2 separate regions of the Homo sapiens genome follow, and region 1 is linked to region 2. A link is a contact called in ENCODE Hi-C or POLR2A ChIA-PET data. All regions are on one chromosome and are shown on one strand. The core of a region is the stretch at or near the end of the contact, and the rest is flanking DNA. Distances in the headings are between cores, read along the strand shown.

What was found. A loop is a pair of places that touch in the nucleus more often than their neighbours do. ChIA-PET counts read pairs that join two places held with the same protein, here RNA polymerase II (POLR2A). Pooled maps may share reads with other maps.
Region 1: a map of CD4-positive, alpha-beta T cell shows a loop between it and region 2 (27-fold over the local background). The contact joins the promoter of ZNF653 here to the promoter of RPS28 in region 2. A Hi-C loop is called at or near these places in 1 of 168 maps with a recorded cell type or tissue (CD4-positive, alpha-beta T cell) and 2 of 50 pooled maps. POLR2A ChIA-PET finds 5 or more read pairs at or near these places in 1 of 52 experiments (activated T-cell).

Annotation. Positions count from the first base shown.
Region 1 is chr19:11,500,069-11,507,487 of GRCh38, forward strand. ZNF653 (zinc finger protein 653) reads right to left here and starts at 5,771. Exons shown (of 9, transcript NM_138783.4): 1 at 5,420-5,771. The coding sequence starts at 5,718. It overlaps ECSIT (ECSIT signaling integrator), which reads right to left. Exons shown (of 8, transcript NM_016581.5): 7 at 7,389-7,419; 8 at 5,861-6,360. The coding sequence ends at 6,116. RefSeq lists enhancers at 4,867-4,936, 7,389-7,419 and silencers at 5,087-5,756, 5,917-5,966.
Region 2 is chr19:8,318,777-8,325,696 of GRCh38, forward strand. RPS28 (ribosomal protein S28) reads left to right here and starts at 2,720. Exons shown (of 4, transcript NM_001031.5): 1 at 2,720-2,793; 2 at 2,880-2,927; 3 at 3,177-3,315; 4 at 3,496-4,564. The coding sequence starts at 2,755. The coding sequence ends at 3,299. NDUFA7 (NADH:ubiquinone oxidoreductase subunit A7) reads right to left here and starts at 2,599. Exons shown (of 4, transcript NM_005001.5): 1 at 2,532-2,599; 2 at 2,081-2,130. The coding sequence starts at 2,582. It overlaps KANK3 (KN motif and ankyrin repeat domains 3), which reads right to left. Exons shown (of 11, transcript NM_198471.3): 8 at 6,175-6,320; 9 at 5,854-6,054; 10 at 5,673-5,771; 11 at 3,808-4,146. The coding sequence ends at 4,063. RefSeq lists enhancers at 719-1,686, 1,687-2,654, 2,509-2,748, 2,655-3,622, 3,623-4,588.

The sequences.
Region 1 (7,419 bases), core at 4,521-7,020, 3.2 Mb after region 2:
CCTGCTCTTGCCACAAACATCCTGACAGCCAGTCTAGTGTCTCTTATCAGCAAAACTGTCCACCCCGTCTGACTCCTGCCCAGCCCTGTAACAATTCTCAGTCCCACACCCGTCTGGTTCCCAGGACTGCACCTTGGGGATCTTCCATCTTTCCTGCCCCAGGCTCTGCCCCTGCCTCTGGCTCTGCTACTCCAGGTCCCATTCCATGTGACTCTATCCCTTCCCATGGCTCCACCCTCCCCTGCAAAGCACCACACTGGCTGTAGAGACCTTCACCCAACCCAAGACCCAAGTCTGGCTCTGTCACCCAGGTTGGAGTGGAGTAGCACTATCTCAGTTCACTGCAACCTCTGCCTCCTGGGTTCAAGCGATTCTTCTGCCTCAGCCTCCTGAGTAGCTGGGATTATAGATGCCTGCCATCAGCCCAGCTAATTTTTCTATTTTTAGTAGAGACAGGATTTCGCTATGTTGGCCAGACTGGTCTCGAACTCCTGACCTCAAGTGATCTGCCTGCCTCAGCCTCCCAAAGTGCTGGGATTACAAGTGTAAGCCACCATGCCCTGCCCCAAACCCAAGTCCTGATGTCCACAGCCACCTCCATCCACTCACCGCTGGAGGCTGGGAGTGTCACATTGCAGTGGGGACAGTCTTGGGTATCAGCCAGACCCAAGTTCAAGACTCAGCTCTGCTCTCAACTGCCTGTGTGACCTCAAGCAGGTCTTGTCCCCTCTGAGCCTCAGTCTCCGTCTGTGAAGTGGAAATAGTAGTAGTGCTTCTGACACAGGGTCACCATGGGGACCAAACAAGGTCATATGTAACCTGGTGAGCGCCACTTTCCAACCCCCACACAGGGCTTTCTCCCTCAAACTGCCTTCCCTCTCCTGTCCACTTCTCCAACTTCTGCCACTTCTCTGTGACTCCCAGCAGAGGCCACTGGCATCAAGGACCACAGCTCCGGGGCTACTCAGGCCCTGGCTTGGCTGTTTCCCGCCATTTCCTTTCAGTCTTCAGTCATTCCCACCAGCATCTAAATATGCCATGATTTCTCCCATCTTGGGTTAAAATCATTTTGATACCCACCTTCCCCACCAGCCCCTTCCCCATATCTTTTTTTTTTTTTTTCTTTTTGAGACAGGCTCTCGTGGTGTTGCCCCAGCTGGAGTGCAGTGGCGCCATCACAGCTCACTGAAGCTTCGACCTCCAGGGCTCAACCGATCCTCTTGCCTCAGCCTCCTGAGTAGCTGGGACCACAGGCATGCACCACCACACCCGGCTAACTTTTGTACTTTTTGTAGAGATCGAGTTTCGCCATGTTGCCCAAGCTGGTCTCAAACTCCTGGGCTCAAGAGATCCTTCTGCTTCAGCCTCCCAAAGTGCTGGGATTACAGGTGTGAGCCACTAGCACCCAGCCTCCTTCTTCATTTCCCCGTTTTGTCACAGTTGTCTACACTCGCTGTCTCCATGTCCTCTCCTCCATCTCACTGGAACTCCTCCAGTCAGAGCTTTGCTCCATCACGTCACACACTCTCCCATCACAGTCACCAGTGACGGCTTCACTCGGCCCAACAGCACTGGACATGGCAGACACTTCCTTTGGCCTCCTGGGTGCTGCCACTGCCCAGTGCTCCACTGGCACCGGGCTGCTGCTTCTCCCTCACCTCCCTTACCAAGGAGAGCAACCGCCACACTCAGGCCTGTGTTTTCTGTCTAAAAGTATCCCTTTAGTAACTTTTTTTTTTCTTTTGAGATAGAGCCTCGCTCTGTTGCCCAGGCTGGAGTGCGGTGGCACGATCTTGGCTCACTGCAAACTCTGCCTCCTGGGTTCAAGTGATTCTCCTGCCTCAGCCTCCTGCGTAGCTGGGACTATAGGCGTGTGCCACCACGCCCAGCTAATTTTTGTATTTTTAGTAGAGACGGGGTTTCAATATGCTGGCCAGGCTGGTCTCGAACTCCTTACTTCGTGATTTGCTCACCTTGGCCTCCCAAAGTGCTGGGATTATAGGCGTGAGCCATCGCGCCTGGCCTATTTTTATTTTACTTTTTGAGACAGTCTTGCTCTATTGCCCAGGCTGGAGTACAGTGGCGCGATCTCGGCTCACTGCAACCTCCACCTCCCGGGTTCCAGTGATTCTCCTGCCTCAGCCTCCCAAGCAGCTGCGACTACAGGCGTGCGCCACCATGCCCGGCTAATTTTTGCATTTTTAGTAGAGACAGGGTTTTGGCCTATTGGTCAGGCTGGTCTCAAATTCCTGACCTCAAGAGATCCACCTGCCTTGGCCTCCCAAAGTGCTGGGATTACAGGCGTGAGCTACCATGCCTGGTCTTCCTTTTTTTTATTTTAATTGTTGACAAGAGTCATGAACCTCCTTGGACTCATCATCAGCTTTAACAATTGTTAACTCTTGGCCAACCTTGTATCACAATGTGTACCCCATCCATTCTTCAAGCCACACACATCCTAGAGACAGTTTCTTCTAAAATACAAACCAGGCTGTGTGTGACTTGTAGTCCCAGCTACTCTGGAGGCTGAGGTGGGAGGATCTCTTGAGTCCAGGAGTTCAAGACCAGCCTGGGCAATATAGCAAGACTGCATCTCAAAAATAAATAAACAAATAAATAAGGAAATAAAAGGCCAGGCCCAGGCCCGGGTATGGTTTCATCTTTACATTTAAATCTGCAACCCCGCCGGGCGCAGTGGCTCACACCTGTAATCCCAGCACTTTGGGAGGCCGAGGCAGGCAGACCTCTTGAGGTCAGGAGTTCGAGACCAGCCTAGCCAACATGGCGAAACCCCGTCTCTACTAAAAATACAAAAATTAGCCGGGCATGGGGGTGCACGCCTGTAATCCCAGCTACTCGGGAGGCTGAGGCAGGAGAATCGCTTGAACGCGGGAGGCAGAGGTTGCAGTGAGCTGAGGCTGCGCCAATGTACTCCAGCCTGGGTAACAGAGCAAGACTCCATCTCAAAAAAAAAAAAGGTGGGGGGGGCATCAGGGGAAATAAAGGCAGACCATACCACTTCTTTCTCTGTACAAAATCTTGCACTTAAGAAAAGGCTCCCACCTCACTGGGAGGAAAAACTGGAGTCCTCTCCATGGCTCTGGATGACCTTCCCTGTCACCAATCTGTCCTTGTCTTCCCTTCTCCCCCTCACTCATTGCAGTCCAGCCACACAAGCCTCTTCAGTGTTCCTGGCACACAATAGGCAGGGTCCTGCCTCAGGACCTTTGCCTTTGCTATTCCCTCTGCCTCAACTCTTCCCCAGAGATCTGCATGGCTCCTCCTAGGTTCCTTCATGTCTTTACTGAAATGCTATCTTCTGAATGTGACCACCTTAACTCCCTATTTAAACTTCCAACTCACACTCTTCATTTCACTTTTGTTTTTTCCGTAGCCCCTATCTCTCATGGACGATACAATTTACTTATGTTTCTGGTCTGCAGTAAACAAGCCTTTTGCCAGGTATGGTGGCTCATGACTTTAATCCCAGCACTTCGGGAGGCTGAGGACGGAGGATCCCTTGAGCCGAGGAGTTCGTGACCAGCCTGGGCAACATGGCGAGACCCCCATCTCCATGAAAAATTAAAAAATTAGCCAGGTGAGGTGGCTCCTCTGTAGTCCCAGCTACTTGGGAGACTGAGGCAGGAGGATCCCTTGAGCCTGGGAGGTTGAGGCTGCTGTGAGCTATGAACATGCCACTGTACTCTGGCCTGGGTGACAAAGTGAGACCCTGTCTCAAGAACAAACAAACAGGGCTGGGCACAATGGCTTACACCTGTAATCCCAGCACTTTGAGAGGCTGAGGCCGGAGAATCACTTGAGCCTAGGAGTTTGAAATCAGCCTGGGCAACACAGGGAAACCTCTGTCTCTACAAAAAATACAAAAATTAGCCAGGTGGAGTGACGTGCACCTGTGGTCCCAACTACTCAGGAGGCGGAGGTAAGAGGATCACTTGAACCCACGAGGTTGAGGCTGCAGTAAGCCGTGATCATGCCACTGCATTCCACTCTGGGCGAGAGAGTGAGACCCTGTCTCAAAAAGAAAAACGAGGGCCGGGCGCGGTGGCTCACGCCTGTAATCCCAGCACTTTGGGAGGCCGAGGCGGGTGGATCACGAGGTCAGGAGATCGAGGCCATCCTGGCTAACAGAGTAAAACCCTGTCTCTACTAAAAATACAAAAAATTAGCCGGGCGTGGTGGCGGGCGGCTGCAGTCCCAGCTACTTGGGAGGCTGAGGCAGGAGAATGGCGTGAACCCGGGAGGCGGAGCTTGCAGTGAACGGAGATCGTGCCACTGCACTCCAGCCTGGGCGACAGAGCAAGACTCTGTCTCAAAAAAAAAGAAAAGAAAAGAAAAACGAACAAAAAAACCCCCCAGACCTTTGAACAAGCCATCCCCTCTGCCCACCAGAATGTCCGCTCCATGAGGCAGGTATCTTTGCGCTCCCAGCATTTCCAGTCCTGCTCTTGAGCATATAAGCCAGCCTGCTGTCCTGGGAAAGGGGTGGGTATAACTTAGCAGGATCTGTTTGATTCTTGACTCTCAGAATCTCCCCCCAGAGAAACATGAGAACATGTGTACCTGAAAACCAGGGCAGAACAAGGATTTCCTTGCGGCACTGCTTGTGATACGGAATAAACGTCATCCTCGTAAAAGTTAATACTTAGGGAACCCACTACCTGCCAGGCACTCTTCTAAGCTCTTTGCCTATTTTAACTCAATCATCACATCAACATATAAGGCAGGAAGGGAAAAACTCCATCCACACTGCTCCTTCTCAAGACTGAGAATTTACAAAGACAGGCCTCTCTGCCCTCCACCTGCCAAGCTAACTAGGGGTTTCCTCTTCATCCGAGTCTCCCTGGGCTGAGTTGCTTCACAGAAATAGGTTTAGGGGAGTGCAGTCCAGGTTGTGAAGGGTCCCCCGGATGTGTTGGATCTAGGGTTGTGGGAATGGGGCCATACGGAGTCCCAGATGGGGCACCAGAACTTCAAGAAGGGCAGGGCTGAGTGCCCCAGGGTGTCCAGAGTCCCAGGCCAGGTGGGGAACTAAGCGGGGGAGGATGAGACCGGTGAGGGGGCGGGGCTGCCCCCCCAGGGCCTGGTTAGTTACAAGGCCTGGAGGTGGGGCCAGTCCCAGGATTGGGCCGCCAGAGTTCTAGCGGGCGGGGCCAAGCGCTCAGAAGGCGGGTCGAGGGGCTGGGTGCACCCTAGGATTGGGCAGTCGGAACGATGGGAGGCGGGGCCACGAGCCAGGCGCGTCCCGGCCAGGCAGTACGAGACCCAGGCCGCCGGCCCGGCTCCTGGGCGGGGTCCGCAGGTGCCGGGGGCTGGCCCTAGAAGCGGAGGGGGCGGGGTAAAGCCCGGCGGGGTCTGGGGGCGTCTCCTCCCTCCCTCCCTCGGGGCCAGGCCCCCTCACCCGTGGCGGCCGCTCCGCTGGCCGCGCTCCAGAGAGATGAGGTAGGCGGCGAGCTTGGCGTCGCTCCAGCCGCTGCGGCGCCGCAGGTCCACCCAGGGCCCGTGCGCCTCGCCCAGGTACACGCGCCGCACGTCGTACTTCTTCCGGGACTCGAGCCGTCGCCGGGCCCGGTCCGACTCCGTGAGTCGCGGCCGGCCCCGCGCCTTTCGGCCCGCTGCGCCCTCCTCGGCTGCTGCCTCCCCGCCCGCGCCCGCCTCAGCCTCCGCCTCCGCCTCGGGCTCTAGCGCCCGCTCCGCCATCCCCCCCACCCTGGTTACCAGCCTCCCCCGTTGTTAGGAGCCAGACCGGAAGTGGCGCGCATCTTCGGCGCCGCCGAGAAATTTCTCACGGTCTCTCGCTGCCCCAGGGCGCCAAAAGGAGACCAAGAATGGAAACTGCGCATGCGCACAACCAACAGCGCTCCCGCCCCTTTTTATTTGAATTCGGAGAACCAGAGGCGCCTGCAGATTCTGGAGGGGTCTCGCCTGCCCATCGCTGGCAGCCCGAGATCCTGGGGAGGGGATGCCATACTGCTAGAGATGAGGGAAGAGAGCCCCAAGCAGGAAAACATTGATTTGCTGTACACTCAAAGGGCATCTCATGCCTTCAGTCCACCGCCTCCTCGGGCCACAGCCCGTGCCCTCGCGCCGGCTCAGACTAGCTCTGGCCCTGCTGCTGTCGCTGCAGGTTGTCGTCTTCTTCCTGGTGGTCCTCGGGCAGGGGCGGCTCCTCCAGCCCTGCAGAGGATGTCTGGAGCTCCCGGGTGGACCCGGCGAGGCGGAAGACCACGGGGATCTGGGCCAGGGTTGGGTTGGTCTCCTGCAGGCCCTGGATCCACTTAGCCATCGTCGCCTGGTCATGAGCACCCGCCATGCACATGGCGAAGACAGGGCCTTCCTCCACTGTTGGAAGACATGCACCCTTAAGGTTTGCACAGTGGGGGCTGCAGCGGCTAACCCATGCCTACACCTTTTTGAGGTATTTTACACTCCCTTCCACTTCCTTTTTTTTTTTTTTTTTTTTTTTGAGACGGAGTCTCGCTGTGTCACCCAGGCTGGAGTGCAGTGGCGAGATCTCGGCTCACTGCAACATCCGCCTCCCAGGTTCAAGTGATTCTCCTGCCTCGGCCTCCCGAGGAGCTGGGATTACAGGTGCACAGCACCACGCCGGGCTAATTTTTAAATTTTTAGTAGAGATGGGGTTTCACCATGTTGGCCAGGCTGGTCTCGAATTCCTGACCTCAAATGATCTACCCGCCTCAGCCTCCCAGAGTGCTGGGATTACAGGCGTGAGCCACTGTGCCCGGCTTCCTTCCACTTTCTTGTGCCTCCAAACCTTTGCACAAGCTAGCCCCGCTGCCTAGGCTGCCCACTCCACACTTCACCCGGGCGATGACTCCTGGTTTTTCTGTATTCTGCCAGGAAGGCCTCCTGACCCCCCACTCAAGGCATGCTCCTCTCCTAAGCTCCCCAAAGTGTAATTTGCCTGTTCCCTTGCTGACTCGAGGGACTAGGTTTGTCCTGGTGACACCCAGTAGCCAGCACAGAGTTGTAGGAGGGAGGGAATGAACAAGGGCCAACAGGGCTGGGTGACCTCAGGTCTGGAGCCCCTGGGGCAAATGAGTGTGTGCGGCCGGAGGACGAGGGTGTAAGTGGACTGCGTCTCAGCCTGGGCCTACCCCTTGACCCCAGAGGCCGCCCCTCATCCTGGGTGGTGTTTGGAATGTTTGGAAGTCCTGCCTGTCCAGGTTTTTGCCTTTTTTTTTTTTTTTTTTGACACAGGGTCTATCATGTAGGCTGGAGTGCAGTGGCTCTATAATAGTTCACTGCAACCTCAACTCCTGGGCTCAAGTGATCCTCCCACCTCAGCCTGTAGGAGGGCTGGGATTACGAGCACACATGTGAGCCACCGCACCTGGCCCAGTTTTTACCTTCATTGATGTCAAACTCGTAGTTGTCCCA
Region 2 (6,920 bases), core at 1,470-3,969:
CCTGGCAAACATGGTGAAACCCCGTCACTACTAAAAATACAAAAATTAGCTGGGTGTGGTGGTGCACGCCTGTAGCCCCAGCTACTCGGGAGGCTGAGGCAGGAGAATCACTTGAACCCGGGAGGCGGAGATTGCAGTGATCTCAGATCCGCCACTGCACTCCAGCTTGGCGACAGAGTGAGACTCTGTCTCAAAAAAGAAAAAAAAAAAAAGACCAATAAAACATCCAGATGAATCACTAGAGGGTGCCGTCATCCTAAAAAAGTCAAAACTTTCACAAAGCCATTTCCTCAACTGGCCCACAACTACCCTGATAGAAAGCCAACTAGGGGGGTCGGGGGTTGGGGGGGAGAGAGCATCAGGAAGAATAGCTAATGGATGCTGGGCTTAATACCTAAGTGATAGGTTGATCTTTGATCTTTGCAGCAAACTACCATGGCACGTTTACCTTTGTAACAAAACTGCAAATGTACCCCAGAACTTAACGTTAAAGTTGAAAACAAGCCGGGCGCAGTGGCTCACACCTGTAATCCCAGCACTTTGGGAGGCCGAGGCAGGCGGATTATGAAGTCAGGAGTTCGAGACCAGACTGGCCAACATGGTGAAACCCCGTTTCTACTAAAAATACAAAAAATTAGTCAGGCGTGGTGGCACATGCCTGTAATCCCAGCTACTTGGGAGGCTGAGGCAGGAGAATCGCTTGAACCCGGGAGATGGAGATTGCAGTGAGCTGAGATTGTGCCATTGCACTCCAGCCTGGGCAATAAGAGCAAAACTCCGTCTCAAAAAAAAAAAAAAAAAAAAGTTGAAAACAAAGTTTGATACTTCTAATATTTGGAATTAGTCACAACATATAGGCATTTACATAAATTTCATTATTTTAATGCTATTTTTCTTCCTTTCATTATAATCCTCAATGACTGCCTTACCTCTGCCTACCCTTTGACTTCATAGATTATACCATTATCCCTTTCCCTCAATGGGTTCCATCCATACTGGCCTCCTTCCACTCAGGCTCTGTCCAGCCTGACACTCTTAGCCCTTCCTGTTCCCTCTGCTCAGAATGTTTTTTCTTTTTTATTTTTTTGAGACAGAGTGTTGTTCTGTCACCCAGGCTGGAGTGCAGTGGTGCGATCTCAGCTCACTGCAATATCCACCTCCTGTGTTCAAGCGATTCTCCTGCCTCAACCTCCCGAGTAGCTGGGACTACCCGCGCGCGCCACCACGCCCGGCTAATTTTTGTATTTCTAGTAGAGAGGGGGTTTTACTGTGTTTCACTGTGTTGGCCAGGCTGGTCTCAAACTCCTGACCTCGTGATCCGCCTGCCTCAGCCTCCCCAAGTGCTGGGATCACAAGCGTGAGCCACCGCGCCCGGTCAGAATGTTTTTTCAATAATTATTCTTTGAATGGGTCCTTCCCATCATTCAGGGGACTCAACTGTCAATTTCCAAAGAAAGATCTTTCCCAATCATCTGACTTTACGTAGCCACCCTCCAGCTTCCACTTATTTTGTTTTGTCTTCAAAGCATTCCAGAACAATACTACCTGCTGTGTTTGTTTCCCTACTATGCTTCTCCCTAGAATGTGGCGTCCATGAAAGAATGTGGATAAGAACTTTCCTGGTTCACAAAGTTAAACCCAAGGCTGAGGTCATACATGACGGGGGCTTGTAAATATCAACTAATATTTTAATATAAATGAGTCTGAAATCAGGACACTTCTGGGTTCAAGTCCCCGCTGCCACTTTTTAGCTTCTGAGTGACTTGAGGCAAATGATTTCGCCTCTCTGGACCTCTTTTTTCATCTGTAGCTTGGGGATAACACTGACTAACATGGCCACGCTGAGCACTGCAAATCTAGCCTGATTGCCAGTCAGAATGCACGCCCGGCCTCGCTGTTTCAGGAGGGCTGTCCTCCGGAGTTCAGCAAGGTTAAAGGCAAACCTCTGCCTCCACAGCCTGGCAGGGGACTGGTGGCAGGATGTCAGCCCTCCGTTTCAGGGGTCTAAAGGAACACAGATTTCGTTTTTGGTGGAGAAAGGACAGAGCCAGAGGCTGGGCAGCGAGCGGGGCCTGCTCACCGCTTGGAGATCTCCTGGTAGCGTAGCTGCAGCTTCCCCTGCAGGTCATGCTGTGGGAAGAGGAGAGGAGAGGTCGGCCTGCAAGGCACCCCAGGAGAGAGGAAAGGAGAGGGCAAGGGACCAGGGATGGTCCGGGGATGCGCATTTTAAGGGAAGGCAGGGGATGAACACTCGGGGAAACGGATGTGGGTCCTGCAGGTGAAGAGCAAAGCCAGAGTCCGGGCCCACAGATCCAAGGCTAAGAAGGTCGGGGACTGGGGAAATCCCAGGCCTGAGTGGTTCCCAGGCCAGGAGAGGGTCCCGGGCTGAAGGGGTGACTAGCTGGGGGTTCCCAGGGAGATTCGGGGAGAGCGAAGGGTCCCGGCTTAGGAGGGAGGTGAGGAGCAGGAGCGGGTCCCGGACACACGGAGCCCGAAGCCCCCCATGGTGCAGCCCTGTCCGCCCCGCGCACCCCGGACGCCCAGTTCCGCAGCCGCTGGATGAGACGGGTGGCGGACGCCATCTTCCGTCCGCGATACTGAAGGGCGCAGCCGGTGACGTCTCCACCGCTGGGGCTGCTGGGAAAGACGCGGCGTGGTATCGCGAGACGGGAGTGGGCGGTGCTAGAACGTCCTATAAAGGCTCTCCCCGAAGCACGTGACTCCTCTCCGCCAGACCGCCGCCGCGCCGCCATCATGGACACCAGCCGTGTGCAGCCTATCAAGCTGGCCAGGGTGAGGTGGGGGCCCGAATTTGGGGGCAGGGGGAGGGATTAGAGGAGCCAAACGGGCCGGGTCTGAACCCAGCTTCTTTCCTCCAGGTCACCAAGGTCCTGGGCAGGACCGGTTCTCAGGGACAGTGCACGCAGGTAATCGGGTGGGGGCATTTGGCCGACTGCCGGCGACCTAAACCCTGATGTGACCTCTACCCTGCCCTAACCCCTGCCAGCCGGAATCCGGGAGCCGATTCTCATTTCATCACGGGGTTCTGATGGTTCCCTTTAACGATCTGTATTCTGGCCCCGACACGTTCTCTGAATTCATATCTGCTTCCCACTCCGCGGTGCCTTTCCGCGGCCCGCCCTTACTTCTTCCTCCACTCCGGTGGGGACCCGTAGGTGCGCGTGGAATTCATGGACGACACGAGCCGATCCATCATCCGCAATGTAAAAGGCCCCGTGCGCGAGGGCGACGTGCTCACCCTTTTGGAGTCAGAGCGAGAAGCCCGGAGGTTGCGCTGAGCTTGGCTGCTCGCTGGTGGGTGCAAAGAGGACACCCCTTTGATAGACCTTTGGTTGGTGGTAGGGAGGCTTCGTTAAGCCCAGGGTGAGAGGGTTTGGGAGGCAGAGTCTACATACAGAGACTGACAAGAGGGAGGCGGGAGTTTGCCAATTGCTGCGGGGCCTGTCAACATCTCATGTTTGGGTCTGTTTACAGGGTCTTGGATGTCGGGTTCGACCACTTGGCCGATGGGAATGGTCTGTCACAGTCTGCTCCTTTTTTTTGTCCGCCACACGTAACTGAGATGCTCCTTTAAATAAAGCGTTTGTGTTTCAAGTTAACTCAGGTTCTTGTCTGGGTTATACGACTAGGGTTTCTCCAGGTTTCTTGAGTGGCTCCCAGGCGGTCACCGATCCTCCGCACTCTGGAAATCCTGGCCGTGCGGTCTTGCCAAACGAAGCTTTTCCTTTTTGAGGCGGGGGGTCGTGTTTGTCGATTGCACCCTCTACCCCAAACAAAACACAAGCGTAGTAGGAATGTTTTATTAGCAAAGAAGTTTCAGAGAGTGGGTGGATCAGGGCTCTATCACTTGGTCCCCACCTCACCTTGGTGGGGCCAGAGTGAGCCCCTTCCTGCCACAGTCACCCCAACTGAAATTGCCTTTCTCTTCGGCCAGTGTTAGCCTCTGAGCAGGGGACCCTGGACCCTTCTGTGCGCCAAAGGCTGAGGTGACTGACGAGGAGATCTCCCCACAGCTAGGTGTAGTGAGCCAGACGAGGCAGCTTACTGAACCTGGGGGTTCTCTCCATTGTCACCGCATTCTCCTTCACCAGGTGTGGCTGTCTGGGAGCCAGGGGGTGACTCGCTCTGGAGAGAGGGGAAAAGAGGGGGGCCTGCTGCAATCTCCTTGAGGCAGGAAACGTGGGATTCAGCCCCAGCCTCACTTAGTGGAGGTTCTTTTACCATGGACCCAGGCTGCCTGGTTTGTATCCAACCTCTGCCCCTTCTGACCTGGAAGAGGCGCTTGACCTTCCTCCCACATCCCTTCCAGTGGGGTGAGTACAGGTGTTCCTCAGTTTACAATGGGTTACATTCCGGTGAGTACATCATAGGTTGAAAGTATTGCAAGTTGAAATGTGTTTAATACACCTAATCTCCCAAACATCACAGCTTAGCATGGTCCATCTTAAGCTTGTTCAGAACGCCTTAGCCTGTAGTTGGGGAAACTCGTCTAACACGAAGCCTGTTTTAATAAAGTATTGAATGTCTTATGTAATTTATTGAATACTCTGCTGAAGTGTGGTTTTTACTAAGCACACATTGCTTTTATGCTATCATGAAGTCAAAAAATTGTAAGTTGTGCCAGGCGCGATGGCTCACAGCTGTTGTAATCCCAGCTACTTGGGAGGCTGAGGCAGGAGAATTTCTTGAACCTGGGAGGTGGAGGTTGCAGTGAACTGAGATTGTGCCGCTGCACTCCAGCCTGGGTGACAGAACGAGACTCTTGTCTTCAAATGAAAAAAAAAAATTAGCTGGGCATGGTAGCACGTGCCTGTAGTCCCAACTACTTGAGAGGCTGAGGCAGAAGAATCGCTTGAACCCCAGAGGTGGAGGTTGCAGTGAGCTGCAGTCGCCCCACTGCACTCTAGCCTCGGTGACAGAGGAAGACTCCATCTCAAAAATAAATAAAAAATGGTAAGTGGAGCCATGGTAAATTGGGGTCAACCTGTACAGGATGAGTGGGCTGATTAGATAACTTGGATTATGAAAGTGCTAAAACATCCTGGCACTTGGCCATCAGAGTATAGTGGTGTTGGGGGTTAATGTGTTCTGCAAACTCACCCAGTCTCCAGTTCTGAAGCTCTGGACCCCCTTCCCCACCCTGCCTGATGCCAAAGGGCTCCTTTTTCCTTTGATAAGAGCCTCCCTGGCAGTAGGTAACAGGAGCCCAGGGGCATGCATGAAAGGTCTTAGCTAGGTCTCTGTGACCTTAGGTTACTTCCCCCCTTGAGGACTCAGTCTCATGACCTGGGGTAGTGTCAACCTCACTGGGGTTTTGCTGCTTTCACATCAAATCCCAGCCCCTGCCAGGCGCTCTGGTTTCACACCTGTAATCCCAGCACTTGAGGATGCTGAGGCAGAAGGATCCCTTGAGCTCAGGAGTTTGTGGCTGCAGTGAGCTCTGATCACACCACTACACCCCAACCCGGGTTACAGAGTGAGACCCTGTCTCCCAAAAAAGAAAAGCAGCCACATAGGAGAATCCAGACACTGGTTCTGCACCCCTGGTGCCACCTTTGGGGAGCAGAAAGGGAGGCTCAGGGCATATTTACTATCCTCTGCAAACTGAATTTGCAGCTGGGAAAGTTTGTTTCTTCCAGAGCTGTGCTCACCTGGGTGTCGGGCTGGCCCGAGCTCAGGTGGGCATGTAGCAGAGCGGCCACCTCATCCTGCTCAGCCTCCAGGGCGATGGCCAGGGCACTGGTGCCCTCCTGTGGAACGTTAGGGACAGTCAGATCCCTGAGCCAAGCCATGGGCACCCCCCAAGATGCCAGCCCCATTGTGGGGTCTTACATTGTCCAGGATGGCAGGGTCACAGCCTGGCTGGGTGAGCAGCAGCCGCACGGTGTCCAGGCGCCCATACTCACTGGCACACATCAGCGCTGTGGCCCCATCCGCATCCTGCGCATTCACATCAGCCCCACACGCCAGTAGGGTTGCCACCATGTCCTGTCGGCCATGGCTGATGGCCAGCATGAGGGCTGTCTGCCCCGTCTGGGGAGTGGGGAGGAAGAGGGAACAGGCTGGGGTAGGCTCAGGGAAGGGAGGTCACAGGTTGACTCCCAAAGTGGAAGTGACTCCTGGCTGAGAGCCACAGTGGGGGCGCCCACGCACCTGACTGGCCTTGGCATTGACATCACCCATGCAGAAGAGTCTCTGGACCACAGCCATGTCCTCCTCTTCCTGCCTCACAGAGGTGAGTGCAGCCAGCATGAGGGCCGAGTAGCCGGCTCGGTTCTGGCGGTTGACCTCGCAGGCCCCTGGGAGAGAAAAGGGGGCCGTCCACGGAGATGCCAACACCGCGGCCCGACTTGATCCACTCACCTCCCTGCAAGCCTCGGGCACAGCACCTGCATATGGGGTGGTCTCAACGTTCTCCCCACAATAGCTACCTGGTTCCTCCCTCACTAAGGTGTTGCTCAAATACCATCTGCTCAGTGAAGGACCTTCCTGTTTCATCTTTTTTTTTTTTTTTTTTTTTTTTTTGAGACATAGTCTCGCTCTGTCACCCAGGCTGGAGTGCAGTGGTGCGATCTCAGCTCACTGCAATCTCCACCTCCGGAGTAGCTGGAACTACAGCATGTGCCATCACACCCAGCTAATTTTTGTATTATTTAGTAGAGACAGGGTTTCACCATGTTGGCCAGGCTAGTCTCGAACTCCTGACCTCAAGTGATCCACCCACCGTAGCCTCCCAAAGTGCTGGAATTAGAGGCATGAGCCACTGGCCCAGTGGCTATTTCAAATCAAGTCCCTGTTTCAAATCAGGCAGGGACTTGGTTTTGTTTGCTTCTGTATCCCTCAGTACTTAGAACAATACTTGGCACATAGTAGATGCTCAGTTAAACATTTGTTGACTG